Regions from separate parts of the Mus musculus genome. Here region 2 is linked to region 1. Evidence: chromatin loops called from intact Hi-C (ENCODE). Cell type or tissue: heart. All regions are shown on one strand. Each heading gives the region's core, and the rest is flanking DNA. Links, peaks and the distances in the headings are about the cores only.

The links. A loop is a pair of places that touch in the nucleus more often than their neighbours do. Peaks named below come from ENCODE experiments on the same cell type or tissue, not always from the same donor. Only the 100,000 strongest peaks of a DNase experiment are listed, where the experiment ranks them.
Region 2: a loop joins it to region 1, with 5 times the contacts of the local background. A loop is called at or near these places in 28 of 42 quality-filtered maps.

The regions. Positions count from the first base shown.
Region 1 is chr2:74,698,693-74,706,059 of GRCm38, reverse strand. It overlaps Hoxd9 (homeobox D9), which reads right to left. Exons shown (of 2, transcript NM_013555.4): 1 at 7,227-7,367; 2 at 5,852-6,880. The coding sequence ends at 6,639. Gm38462 (predicted gene, 38462) reads left to right here. Exons shown (of 2, transcript NR_164327.1): 2 at 2,438-3,057. Hoxd8 (homeobox D8) reads right to left here and starts at 571. Exons shown (of 2, transcript NM_008276.3): 1 at 1-571. The coding sequence starts at 512. In heart, for the core only: a CTCF peak has its summit at 3,671 (motif pointing left); no DNase peak of the experiment used is centred there; H3K4me3 peaks cover 746 bases; H3K27me3 peaks cover 4,188 bases.
Region 2 is chr2:75,051,189-75,058,555 of GRCm38, reverse strand. No RefSeq gene overlaps it. Among named protein-coding and RNA genes, the nearest start is that of Gm46748, 6.7 kb to the left of the region's middle. In heart, for the core only: a CTCF peak has its summit at 3,174 (motif pointing right); a DNase peak (open chromatin) is centred at 3,575; H3K4me3 peaks cover 750 bases; H3K27ac peaks cover 876 bases; H3K27me3 peaks cover 467 bases.

The sequences.
Region 1 (7,367 bases), core at 981-5,980:
GGGTCCTCGCCAATATTACCACTGGACGATTTACAGTCAGGATATTGTACCAGCTCGGCCTCTTGCTGGGTCGTAAAAATCGGCTGTCTCTGTAAGTTATCGTATCCGTAAAACTTCGCGGGCTCCCCGTGACAGGCAATCCCGCCGCAGGGGGGAGGCGGCGGCGGAGGCGGAGGGTGCGGAGGAGGTGGGGCGGCCTGGTAGGCAGCGGTCGGGCTGCCCGCGCCGGCGTGGAAGTAGTCCTGGCCGGGCCCCGGGCCGCCCCCTCCGCCGCACCCGGGCGGCGGCGACGGGTGCGGGTGCGGGTGCGGGTGCGCGTGCGGGAAGCCGGCGGCGCTGTTGCCATAGAGCTGCAGGGCGGCGGCGTGGCGGCCGCTGACCTCGGGTGCAAAATGACAGTCGTAGTAAGTGGGATTGATGGCCTCGCCCGCCGCGGCCGCCGCAGCCGCCGCCGCCGCCGCGGCCGCCGCCTTGTACTTGGAGTACAGCGGGTTCACGAAGTACGAGCTCATCGGGGCGGCGGCCGCCGGCGGCGCGGAGCCGGTAAGGGGCGCGCCTCAGCTCGGTCGCGCCGCCGCGGGGGCCTCTGGGGCGGCTCACTCGAGCCCGCGGGGGCCGCCGGGCCTCGTCGCCCGGCGAGCGCTTCCCCCGCCCCGCTCAGGCTCGACCGTCCGGCCGCCGGCCGCTCATGCCTGGCTCTCGCGCCTCCGTCTCGGCCTCGCGCCGCCTCCCTCGCGGGCCACGCGGCCTCGCCCGCCCCCGCGCGCTGCTGCCGCCGCCTCCGCCCCGCGGGCCTCTCCCGGCGCGCGCCTGCTGGGCCGCAGTGGAACCGCGGACGCCCGGGCGACCTGCCCCGCGGCCTCCAGTTTCCTCTCCGGCTCCAGGCGGCCCTAGCGCACCCGGACCAGGGGAAAAAAAAAAAAAAAAAGAGTGCGCGCGGCCCACGGGGGAGACGCTTAGGCTGGGGCTGCCGAGCCCCCGCTCTGCAGGGAGACGAAAAGAGAACACACCCTCTGCCCGGTGCCACCTCTCACCTCAGCCCTCCCCCCCGCCGCCCCCTCCCAGCGCTGTCGCCGCCGCCGCCGAGGCTGCCGCCCCGGTGCGCGCCGGCGAGGCATTTTCGCGCCCCGCCACTGCGAGGAGAGGGAGCGAGATGGGGGGCGAGATAACCGCGCGGAGGGATCCCGCCGGCGGCGAAGCGGCCCCTGCGCCGGACGGGACGCCGCACGCCGGCCCCGGGATGCCTCCGCCAGCCTTAAAGGGGGCCCATAAAGCCGCACTGCCAAGGGCTCGCGGGGGGCCCCCCGGGTCCGCAGAGAGGGGGCGCGGCCGAACCTTAGCCTTGGGCCAGGCGGGGTGGTCACTCCCAGGAGGCCTCGGAGCAGACGGTCTCTCCTCCAGCAAGGCTCCTGGATCTGCCCAGCAGAGACTGGCTGTGGCTTTTTTTTTTTTCCTTTTTCTTTTTGCATTTCTTACTGTGGACGAGCGAGGTTGACGGATTGATTGGTCCTTGCATTTGTTTGGGCCTAGCTAAGTGGTTTTGATTAAAAAGCCACAATCCAGCCTCCGAATCCTGACCTTATCAAAGCGAATCAAAGTCCTGCTTTTTCCAGCCAAGCAGGCCCTGTGGAAATGAGATGTACATTTACCCTTGACGCACTGCATGCCTGGTTGAGGCTCCCAGGTTAATTGATATTTAATGGAAATCATGCCCATGAATATAGTTTCCATCATTTCACCCTTGATAGACGTCAGTGTTGGCCACAGGGAGGGAGGGGGAGGCGAGAGAATGTGGGAAGGGGACATGAGTGTCGCTGAGAGAGTGAAGAGAAGAGTGGCAGAAACGTTCCCAGTGGGAAGAAGGAATCATGCCGGGGTGGGTGGCATTTCCTAGGGCAGGGCGCAGGGCTCCCGGGTCCCAACCCAGGCGCCCAGACTCGGGCGGGCTGTGGTCCCGGGTGGAGCGCGGCGGGGGCCGGGGGATGGGGCAGGAGAAATTGAATTCCTCAGTCCGCTTTCGGACCGTGCTGGTTCCAGGCAGCTGCAGGCAGACCTTCCCTGTCCTGTGCTTAACGACCTTAGCTCACACACCACTGGGAAAGAACTGCCAGAGACTGGATGCAGGCCTTAGCATAAACTTGATTTTCCCGAGAGAAATAAAGAGAAGGCTCGGAAGTCAAGAGAAGCCTGGTTTGTGGGCGTTAAGGAAGAGACGCAGTGTCATCTGCAGAAGTCCAGGATTAGCATCTTCTGGACTAGGCAGTGCCCTTACCGTGGCACCTGTGCAAATCTGCGTGGCTTTACACCAACAATCGCTTCCCTACACAGTCATCTTCCCCCTCTCGTTTGAATATCCAATAAAAATATATTGATATTCTTATTCTCCCTCCCCCTCTCATCTTTCTACCCCCTTTCCTCTCCCTCCCTCCCCCTTTAGGTGCTGAACCCTTTATCCTTTGGGATAATCCGGTGCCGGGAGGACACCAGGCTCTCTGATCTTGAGGACAGACCTAGAAGATGCACCCCAGCTCACCAAAGACTCTCCAGCTTACACTAAATCACACCGTGCTGACCTCCCACGGCCAAATACAAATGCCTAAAAACCCAGATGGACTCAAAGATTCAGGAGGCCAGAATTTTAACGACCTTCCATCCCTTGCGGGGGTTGTTCAGCCCCTGTGGAAAGAATCGCGAGGTCAGTCCGAGAGGTCTGAATCTCCTTTTTATAAATAAGGTCATCATAGAAAGGCATTTTCGTTAGTAATGTATAACTCAATTATTTCGACAAGGAATAGCTAAAAGTGGTGAAGGTAAACAAATTATTGATGACCCTATAGATGATAAAGACTTGTGTTATTAAAATTTACATTAGAGAGTATAGGGGACGTGTTATTGGGGGTGGTCAAGGGCAAGGGTGTTTTATTAGGTTTCGTTTTTCTTTCAAGTATCCTTCAAATGCGAAGTTTAACAACTGATTCTGACTTTTTAGGATTTGAACTTCTGCCCTGCAAATGTGCAATGAAATGATTTTCTTTTCAATAAAGCCTTGGAGCAAAACTCGGTAACTGTGCCCTTTTTATTCTACTGTTTGGCCTGGATGTTCAGGGGAACGTGGGTGTATTTGGACATTGACTGAATGAATAGGTCTGGGAATGGAATGGGGGGGGGAATTTTGAGGACCCAGATCTCAGTAACACACGGCACTTTTAAAAACTCCATATATTTGGGAGGTTGCCCATGAATATGGCCGTCATTTCTACAGATTCAGGCCTAATTTTTAAAACACAACAACACGTTTTCTCTGATGGCAAAATAATGTGGGTTTTTCAATGTTATTTAAGCATTCTGTCTGTTGTCGGAAAAGAAGAAAAGCTGGTTAACTTCATAAATATCTCTGCTTTTACACATTTCTGTTTTGATGGACTGCATTTACGGTTTATAATTTCTGCACAACGGTTCAGATTTTCTGAAATGCTGACTGAACCAAAATTTTATGCCTTACTAGCACGGCTTGAGAATTTAATAGTTCACGTTGTTTATTTTTGTTAAATTTATCCTAATTTAAGATTAAAAGTAAGATTGTAAATATTTTTAATCAAAACCTTCCTGCACCACAACGCTAGCTTTACGAGATCAGAAAGTGGAGCAACAGCGCTCTCTAGTGGCCAAATGCGGTCGCAAGCCAACCGAGTTTGATTTTCCTTTCATTTGGCTCAAACCAATTCTAATCTTAATTCTTTAGTTTGACTTGGGTTTGGACCGCTGACATTAATACTGCTTCATCTCTTTGACTGTCAACAAGTCAAGTGCAGCAACCATGGGCTCCTGAATACAGAGGAAATTCTCATTTGTGCTCGCAAGAACTTGCAAGTAGCGTGTTTGCCAAAAGCTTCCAGCCTGTCTTTTGCCAGACACCGCAAGTCCCCCATTCTTTAACCTCCCAGCTGTGTTTTTTAGGCACAATTATAGGACAAGCAAGGTTTAACAAAAATCAAAACTTTAAGAATATTAATTGATGAGACTTTTTTTTTTTCAAAGAAAGCAGACATTTTGACAGCTAAAAATTTTCTGGAAGTCAAATATTATTGTTTTTCTCCTAAAAGCTGTTACTCACAACATTAAATCATCAGTATTTGCTAATTCAACTTTCTAATTGTAATGTTTTGGGCCCATTAAACTGGATAATTTGGGGTGGATTAAAGTCAAATTAGAAGCTTTTGCTACATCTCGAGCGCCTGTCCGGAAAGTCCCTGTTGGGCTTATGTGTATTCAAATTTCTCCAGACAATAAATGAGATTTTTTTTTTTTAGGTTGTATAAGTGACAGACTGAACCGAATTGGATAAGCGGTCTATTTGTCTTTTTAAAAAAACAAACAAGCATTACCAAATCAGTGTGTTTCTTGCTAAATTTCTGTCTCTCATTTTCAGAAATGTTTTTGCCAAGTTAGCTTAAATGACTGTATCTGTAATAAGTGAACAAACTTCTATATTTTTGTCTGAAATTTGGTGTGAAGAGGGGTGTAACTCCCCCCTTTCTCACAAGACATAATTCTAAGAGATGCTTGCTTGAGTAAATGGCCCAAGATCACTCCAGGCCATCTCAAGTAACAGCAGAATGACATTATTGTCTCACTTTTATTATTAAAAGAACCAGATAGATCATGGCCACAGTCAAAATATTAAAGAGCTACCCGCCATAGACTATCTCTAACGTTCGCCCCATTTTAAAATTCAGAAATATATCACCTCTCATTTTTATTTTCTGGATGCTCACACCTCGCTGGGGGGCTTCTAAGCCCTTTCCTTCTTGGTCTAGGTCTTGTTTATATTTTATTGTCCAGATTTTAAGACCCAGTTTTGTCTGCATTTTTTCTTTCCTCCCACAAACATCAAAATGAGATGGTTTCAAAGCGAAGCGCCTGGGCTGTCGTAAACTCATTACCTCCAGACGTCTCGCCGGCTCGATGGCTTTATGACACCTTGGCTCTTCCTGTTTTCAAAGAGCTGTAGGTATCCGCCTGGCCTAAGGGGCGGAGGATGCAGCACCTTCGGCCGGATCTGGCCCTTGGCTTTCCCTCCCAGCCCCCATCTGCTTTTTTCTTGGAGTCCCCCTCTTTCATCAGGATCCCCCAAGATCTCTACCATCACCCCCTCCTTCCGCCCAACCCAGGCTGTCCGGCGCCGCGGCCTCCTCTAGGGCCTACAACGCCAGTGATTCGCCTGAACCCTCACAATGACCTTCATTTTAGCCTCTCAAAGCGGCCTCAGAGGGCCAAGCTGGGGGCTAAACATACACAGAAGCTGTTTGAAGGGGATGGGCGGCAGGAGAAGGATATGGGGAGGAGAGCCTTGACCATTTTGGTCCGCTAAGGTCACTTTGGGGCTTTGGTGGGGAGGGGTGGAAGCTCACTGTCCAACCGGCTAGGACCTCCTGGAGCCAGCCAGCCTCGCAGGCCTGGGGGAGTTACTCCAGAGTGCCCTTTCGCTTGTTTGGAGATGGGGGTTGGCGGCTGGGTCTCCAGGATAGAAGTAAGCCAGAGGTGCGGTGTGTCAAAGCTTTAGCAAAAGGGTGCCTGGTTCCTGGCGCCAGTGGCTCTGCAGAGAGGCTCACCCAGGGCCTAAGGCTGGGAATTCATTGTGGCCCTGGCTACAGGATAGTGGAAGTACCAAGACACCTTCCAAAGTTGTGCTCTCCCGCCAGGTGTGCTTACACAATCGGAAGCTTCAAGGTGTCTCAGAGACCCTCCAGGTGCTCGGACCGCCAACCTTTAGCAACGTGTCCCTTTTCAGGGATGGGACAGTCTGATGATTATGTTATTTTGCAAAGACACAGAGAGCAGTCACACAACGTTCAGGGCCAGCGGCTGGGCTCCATTTGTTCAGATCAGCATTTATTTGTTGGAAGCGGTAACATTTACAACTGGTCCTCAGGCAGGAATATGGAAGGCAACCTCCCGAGGCCGCCCAATGGGAGCTCAGCCCTCCCGGGGAGAAAGTAGCTTCCCCGGTGCTCTGAGGACTAAGCCTATCCCCACCCCACCCCCAATCTCGCGCCCCAGGGCCCAAGGTTTCTCGGTAGGCCTCTGTGGAAGTCAGTCCGCCGGCTCCCCGAGGAAAGGGGTTTTCCTGCCTTGAGCAGCTGAGTTGGATTTTAGTTGGGAGAGCAGGGTGGGGGTGTCCACACTCTGTCTTCCTTCAGATTCTCGGAATTAGATCGTTGGCCCTGTTTGGGAGGCTGGATAGGGTGAGACTAAACTACAGCACTTTTCAGAAACATGAGGGACATTTACATAGAATAGGGCTCCATCAAGCCTGCGTGCACTCACAAAATATAGCATTTCCTAAGGAATCAGGGGAGCAGGGAAGGGAGGGAGTGGGACAGGACAAGACTCCAAAGCCACTTGGTTTCTCCAATACATATGCGAGCAAATACAGTGTCCCCCAGATAACTCACAGAGACCAACCACACAGTCACTTCTACCTAAAAAAAGAAGAAAGTCCGAGTCGCTGCAGAGTTTCTGAATCAAGCACCCACAAAGAAAACAAACAACAACAAAAAACAAAAAACAAAACAAACAAACAAACAAACAAAAAAACCCGCTGCCTTTTGAGTGCTGCAGGCCAGACCCGCACTGGGTCAGTCTCCTTTAGGGCACTTCTCCTTGCTCATCTTTTTCATTTTCATCCTACGGTTCTGGAACCAGATTTTGACTTGTCTCTCTGTAAGGTTCAGAATCCTGGCCACCTCGTAGCGCCGGTCCCGGGTGAGGTACATGTTGAAGAGGAATTCCTTCTCCAGCTCTAGCGTCTGGTATTTGGTGTAGGGACAGCGCTTTTTCCGGGTGGAGCGAGCGTGGATCCAGTTCGCTGCAGGGTTGTCTAGGAAGAGGGGGGTTTGCAGACAAGGGAGCGAGGGGCGGAGGGGAGGCAGGGAGAGACGACAGGGTGGGGAAGAGAGGTCGTTAAATTAATTTCACCAAGGATGGACGCTTTTCACAACTTGGGGGAATTATCATAAAAAGCCTTAATGCCCGCGCTCTGTTTACCGTACAAACCGCGCGCCCAAGGTAGGTGGTTATGGGAAGCTTTTTATGGATACGTGTTGCTCGCCTAGGCTTGGGTAGGCGTCTAGACGTTTTTATAGGTTAGTAAAACTATCAGTTTTGCACATTCGAGCCTTACAGGTTTCAGCAATAAATCAGGGGGCAATTTCTTTTGCACTTACTTGGGTCAAGTTGCTGCTGCGGCGGCTGCGGCGGCTGCTTCTCCTCCTCCTTCAGCGAGCAGCCCGGGCTCGGGTGATCGCTGCAAGCTGAGGGCTCGGACGAGCCTACCGCCCCTGGCCCGGTCCCGATTCCCACCCCGG
Region 2 (7,367 bases), core at 788-5,787, 350 kb before region 1:
CATTCATAAAGTTAGACATCTCAGAGACAGCCCGTGAGGAGCAGGCCAGGGTCTTCATGCTAAGAGCTGCAAGCAAACTTCTTCATCCTTGGAATCCAGCTGTGCCTGGAATTAGGGAGCTGGAATGTACCGGCACTTTCATCCTTCCAGTTCTCATAAGCATCCCCTCTTCTCAGAGGCCTTTTTGGACCATTCCATGTAAAATTGCACTACACACACACACACACACACACACACACACACACACGCACACGCACAAGCACACACACACACACACACACACACATACACACATGCACACACGCACTCACACACACCTTCTTTCTGTCTTACGTATTTCTTCTATTACCTTCTAGTGAGGTAACTTCCCTCATTTTTTGCCTTCTATCCTGTCTTTTCAACTTATACCCAAGAATGAAAAGCCATAAAGGCAGTTATTTTTATGTTTTATTCCTTGTTATTTCTCCAATGCCTGGCATATAGTAAATGTTCACCTAAAATACCTTAACCGAAAGAATAAATCCCTTAAAATGGCCAACCATTTGAAAATAGATTATCGCCTCTTAGACTATGAACCTTTCATTCTACATTTTCTTACTTAAATTTTGTCCATATTTTCCGGTATGTGTGATGCCCAGAGGTAGGGGATTGTCAATATTAGTATTTTTAAACAAATGTTAAGTTTTGGTGGCTAGAAATATTATTCCAAGGTCATTGAAGGTCTTATCCTTTTGCGTGGATCATAAGTCACACGTGTGAAGACTTTGGTGTGGCAGGAATGCCGTGAGCACTGTGCACTCATGTGTGTGCTGGTGCACATGGACACGCATGTAGAGGTCTGCAGTTGATGTCTGTCTTCTTCCTGGGTCACGCTCCACTTTATTCACTGAGACAGACCTGCTTCCTGAACTCAGAGCTCACCAAGTTGAGCCAACCAGCTTGCTGAAGGAAGCCCCAGCCTCTGCCTCCCAGGTTCTGGGATTCAAGCTGGCTACTGTACCCACCCAACTTGGATGTGAGTTCTGGGGATCCGAATGCTGGTTCCAGCACTTGGCCAGCAGGTGCTGTATCCACCGAGCCAGCTCCCCAGTCCACACAGCTGAAGTTCTGTTCGTGTATCAGAATCCTTTAAAATCTTGAACATGAAATATTTATCTGTGTTTTAAATTTCATCTAGTAAACTAGATGCCTGATATCATGTCAGTAAATGGCAAACTGAAGAGAGCAGATGAAGTTCATTGGCTTTAATGGCTCTGAAAGGTGGCACAGGTGGGAGAGGCGCGTTTGAACTCCAGAATTCCTTCATCAGCGAGATCTCCACTCACCAGGAATGTAGGACAGTGATACCATTAGTACAGTTGTAATAAATACCCCAGGGTTATTTACAAGAATCCACAGTCCTTAAACCATCCATTTTGAGATAGAAGCCTATTTTAAATTGTATGAAGCATTTCTAATTAACTTTTATCACCAACTCAATAATTAGAATCCTATACCACCAAGAAACCTTTTAACCTTTACTTTATAAGATAGCACGGAGAGGACTTTGGCCATGATCTGCTGAAGTCCCTCGCCTTGACATGGGGAAATTTAAGGTAATCAACGGTCATGTAAGGACCCCAGGGAATGGGTGGCAAAGCCGACACAGAGGCCTATGGCTGACTCCCAGGTGCTCACACACTGCATCTCACCTTTGCTTCCCTCAGAGGAGCTACTCAAATCACCCTTGCTTCTCGTGATAAAGCAGCTTTCCCAACATATTGTAGACCTACTGGTAGGTAAGTTTGAAGCTGTAAACCCACCCCGCAAGAGGTAAAGAGTTAGAAAGGTAAGCGCACGTTCCATCCAACTCTGTCAGCAATGGCTCTGTGCCCAGCTGTGTAGTCAGAGCAGGCCTTACTCTTGAATCTACAGAGCCTAGGGTGGCCCTGGCCACTGAAAGGTCTCAAGGAAAGTCTTGGCTAAAGACTTAGGGGCTGGGGCTGAGCAGTGCACTTTGCCCTTCCGTGTAGTGCCTTCAACACCTGGCTTAGTGCCTAGTGGCTGTGGGGTTTAATCTGATGTGTTAGAAGGCATCCTATGAATTGCCATTTCTTTGCCTGTTGCTGTGATCTCTTTAAATGGAAACTGTTACAGCTGGGGGATACGTAGCACTATTATTTAAACAATAACATAACACGCTATGGTGTTCAACAACTTTGTGATGGCCTTGCTGTTGCTGCTCTCGTGCCTTATTCCTGCAGAGACAATGGCATGTTTGGTCTTTTCTTTCTTTCTCTCTCTTTCTCTCTCTCTTTCTTTCTTTTCTTTTTTTTAATAAGAAAGAGGTAGCACAATGCCGTTCTGTGGTGATGGAAGAATTCGGATCATGGCGTTGGTACGTATATCTACACATACGATGACATTGCATAGAACTATATTCACACAAGAATGAGCGCACACAGAGCAGGTGGGACAAGAATAAATCGCATGAACTGTACCCATGTTGGTTTCCTGTGTTGACAGCATACTAGAGTCTTGTTAAATGTCACTATTGGGAAAAGCCAGGTAGTGCACAGGTCTTATTTATGCTATTCCGAAGCTTCCTGAGAACATGAAATTATTTAAAAATTTAAATTTCATTTAAAGTGAAATCAGGAGTTTTCATTTTTTGAAACGTCCAAGAGATTTCATTAAAGAGGTTTTTCACTGTTTCCTCTGCTTTTGAAAAGAATCCATTGGCTAAAATTCTCATCTCCTCCTAGAGATTACTACTATTAAAAAATATACAGCATTTTAAATTTTAATATTAAAATATATAGCATTTTTACCAGGCAATGTGGTTGTAAAGTCTGAGACATGTTTCTGGTTTGTTTTTATGTCACTCATTTAAAAATATTACACTTTGAAGTGTAGATTATCCGTGCTGAAGTGTAAAATACTGATCATCAGCAGGCAACTTTAAAATTATAATAAAATCAGAGTGGCTGTTACTTTAAGAATGTAAACGCCTGCAGGAAGAAACTAGAGAAAACGGGTTTTAGGCCTCATTATGTTCTTAAGAAAATATAGGAACATGCCCCCTCCCCAAACAACATTTTTTTTTTTTTGTTTTGTTTTTTTCATTTACTTCCCTGAGACATTCTCTTTTCTTTTAAAAAGCTGGCCGACTCAGAATGAAGGGACAAATTTGTATTTGGCCACTAGGTGGCACTGTTGGTGGCGTCGTGGGCTATATGGAGGGGGGAGGGGAAATTGAAAGCAATCTATTCGAGGAACTTGGGGTTTTTTTGTTTATTTGTTTTTGTCTTTTGTTGTTGTTTTGTTTCTTTTGGGGGGAGTGTCTTGAGGGTTTGCTTTAAGTAAAGAGAGAGGGGAGGGAGGGACGGGAGGAAGGAAGGAAGGGAGGAAGGAAGGAGGAAGGAAGGAAGGAAAGAGAAATCCTGTCTTCCCCCAGAGGTATGACGTGGAAAGGAAAGCTTTAAGCAGCCCTTCCCCCAAGCCTTGCCCCCTCAACCCCCATCCCCGTCACCACCGTTCAGACCACAGGAGGATGTTAGGATGGAGCGTCCTGTGGAGCCATGTGACACCTAACAAAAAGGGCTATGAAAGGCATATCCGTTTCAATAACCCCGCCACCCCGCTGGAAAGCAGAGCTAGGTTCTCACTGTCCCCAAGCCTGACTCTGTAAGCTGTGGTGAGATGCAAAATGTGGGACCCAGGCCAGGGGCAAAGGGACAGCTAGGGTCGCCAGGTTGTGAACAGGGAGGTAAATACGATTCCTGCGTATCCTCGAAGTGCAGTTTAGTTCTGCATGTGGCTCTAAGAAAGGAGAACCCTTTCAAATCCAAGGGCCAGCCCATCCAGAACAAAGACTTTACAGGCATAATCGCCAGATTTGTGTGGCCTGAGAGCTTTGCAGGCATGGTGCCTGGCCCGGTGTAGGATGGGATTTCTTGGTCCAACCTGCCCCAGAAGCTGCTGCCACAGGCTAGTGAAATTTCAAGGAGGTCTCTGTCTGCTGTTTAACTCTTCCACTTTTCTGAGGGGGCTGTAGAAAGTGAGTTCTAGAAAACCCAAAAGCTGGCACGGGAGATAAGTAGGAACAGAGAACATGGAGCGAATGAACACCACCCCCCCACCCCCCCCATGAACGCCTGGAGAACCATTTTAAATGGAGATATGGATTGAAACCTAAAACCTTGAACTTCCTACTTAAAAATAGCCCCTTGAAAATTAGCGGCATACTCGGTTGCATCAGATGATCATGTCTATCCTGTGCCATACATTCTCCATCCAGGGTTAGTAATTTCATTTTAACCACAGTCCTGGGCAAGGCAGTGAGACAAATGTGTGTACAAATGAGGGGGAGTTAGCAGCTGATACTGACCACGTGCCACATATTCAGCATCTCCTGTGTATTAACTCACTGTGGTGCTGTAAATGAGAAGAACCCCATAGGTCATATGACGGAATGCTTGGTCCCCAGTTAGTGTAAGGATTAGGAGGTATGACCTTGCTGGAGTGGGTGTGGCCTTGTTGTAGCTGGCCGTGTCACTGTGGACAGGTTTTGAGGTTTCAAACACTGCTTCTGCATCAGGGTGTAGCTCTCAGCTACTTCTCCAGCACCAAGCCTGCTTCCATGTTCTCCATGGGAAGAATAAGAATAGGAAGAAAAATATGCTAGCTCTCTGAGGCTGTAAGCAAGCCCCCATTAAATGTTTTCTTTTATAAAAATTGCCTTGGCCATGGAGTCTCTTCACGGCAATAGAATAGCAACTAAGACACTCACCAAGTCCTCAAAAAAAAAAAAAAAATACAAGCAGGTTCTAATTATTATTCTCACCACAGAAGAGAAAAATGTCAGGGAGACTCAGTATCTTGTCAACAGTTACAAGGTCTGCCCCCCCCCCCCCCCAGTTCCATTCACACCATCTCTGAGCTACAAAAGCCAAGCCCTGTCCAGGTAACCCAGCCTGCCCTGGTTGGATCTGCCATCTTGTCTCTTGTGAACTGCCTATCCAGTTCGGATGTTAATTATCCAGACCCAGATGTTTCACAATGTGCTCTGTCTACCTACTGCACAATGGCCAGGCACTACACCAACAGATAAAAGCATCCTGGGATGAGCGGTACCAGTCTTTGCTGACTATGCCTTTTGAGAAAGACAGCTTCAGCCACTGCGGCAGCCAAACCATGAGACATGTCTCTGGATGAAGTTCTCATATTCTCATATTTGCACACACTCTCTCACCAGAATCAGCCACCTAACTACTGTGACTTACATGATACTAACTTCCAAAACGTGTAAGTGGTGATGTTTAGTAGGAAAACATGTTGTTTCCAAGAGGATTATTCTTTTCTTCTTTCTTTTTTTTAATGCCCCAGACACAAATATACACTGAGATATTGCCAAAGAAAGTTCAAGCCAACTGTATAACTACACTTAAAATAGAAAGCTACAAAAAAAAATGCCATTGGGGAACTGTCTTGAAAAAGAGAGAAAGAAAGAAAGAAAGAAAGAAAGAAAGAAAGAAAGAAAGAAAGAAAGAGAGAGAGAGAGAGAGAGAGAGAGAAAGAAAGAAAGAAAGAAAGAAAGAAAGAAAGAAAGAAAGAAAGAAAGAAAGAAAGAAAGAAAGAAAGAAAACCAGAAACTTGCTCCCTAATAAGATTGTTGCTGAAACCAGGTCTAATAGAATGAATAGATTCTATCCAGCAACAGTGTTGCAATTTGTCAGTAATGGATGTGAGGAAGCCTGTTTCCTTAGTTGGAATGAAGCCATAATTAGTAGATAGCTGGGAAAAATGAAAGGAGAAAGAGAGAGATCAGAAATAAATCCAGAGGAAATATTACTCTTTAAAAAAAAAACAAAACAAGACAACACAAAACAAAAGAATCAGAGTATATTCAGAAGGTTTTGTGGGCTGAGCTGTCAGACTCCTTGCTCCTGTTGTCTTTCCTGTGAGCCAGAGTCATTGCTGTCAGTCAGTTCCCTGATGTGCCCAGGTTCACACATATGCACCAGCAATGGGGACGGGCTTCCATGGTTGTACAGCCGATGCATCTGTAGCACACACAAAAATGTAAGACTAACAAAAGAGCAGCCTGAAGGTGAGAGCAACTACAGAGAATTGCTGCTGCGACTGTTCATGCATGAGGTTGCTCCTGATGGAGCCTGCATGGAGCTCTTCTCCTTGGTGAGACCTTGGATGTATAACAAGCATCAGATTTGTGGGGGATGGCTTTACACAGCAAACCCACTCCGAGCCACTCCAGTCCAGCCAGAACCCTTGCATGTAAATTAGTGCAGGCTTGGGTGAGTATCCTCCCACAAATCTACGTTCTGAAATAGTTTCCATGGCTTCACAGGTGTTGGGGGAGCATCAGGTAAGGAGAGTTTAGGAACTGTGGCAGCTAACAAATTCTCTAATCTGAGCCCAATACCTGTTTTTAAGAAAGCTGGAAGCAGGTTTTGCAGTGGATTTGCCCCCTACCATATCCCATTCTCTCCCTATAGACATAGTACTAGAATCACAGTGGTCAGTTAGACATAGGACTTCCCCCGTAATAATTCTCTTACCAACGCCTTAAAGGGCTGAGAACCTGTTTTGATCTTGTCAGTGTTGTAATATTAAACAATATGATGCAGGCCTGACAAGGGTAATGTTTTATTAACTGGAACATTTATCCTAACCATTGTGGACCTATAGAAAATGTTGACTTCCTTTCCTTTTTGGTTTTGGTCTCTGCTTTCTCCATAGTTATGGGACCATAGATTTTACTGAGAATTGATGAAACCTTGAACTGTGCTGGTGGTGGAGGGATGTAAACATGGTGGGCAGGCAGCATGGTGGAGAGATGAGTAAACATGGTGGGCAGGATGAAGGAGGGATGAGTAAACATGGTGGGCAAAGGCAGCAACAGTGGGCAATGGGACCAGCTGAGTACTGAGGGAGAGAAAGGGGATTCACAGAGGTGTCTGAGTGTCTTGCTTGCAAAAGAGATCAGGTGATGTTCTTTTTCAGAAAAAGGAGAGCACTCTCTCTCTCTCTCTCTCTCTCTCTCTCTCTCTCTCTCTCTCTCTCTCTCTGTGTGTGTGTGTGTGTGTGTGTGTGTGTGTGTGTGTGTGTATGTGTGCTGACCCTCATCCCTCATGGAGAGATGTAAAGGTAGTATGAGGATATACAAGTCTGAAGTGAGTCTGGACTAGAAATAAAAATTTTCTAAGTCATCTGACTATAGGAAAAATCACCAGGGAAAGTTTGTGGAGGAAAATGGCCACCTCTCCATCAGGACCAGAGGATGTCTGGTTTCACGTGGCCTCCGGAGCAGACCTTTCGAGCTGAAGACTCTAATATGGGCTGAAAGTTAGTCCTTTGACTCTGAA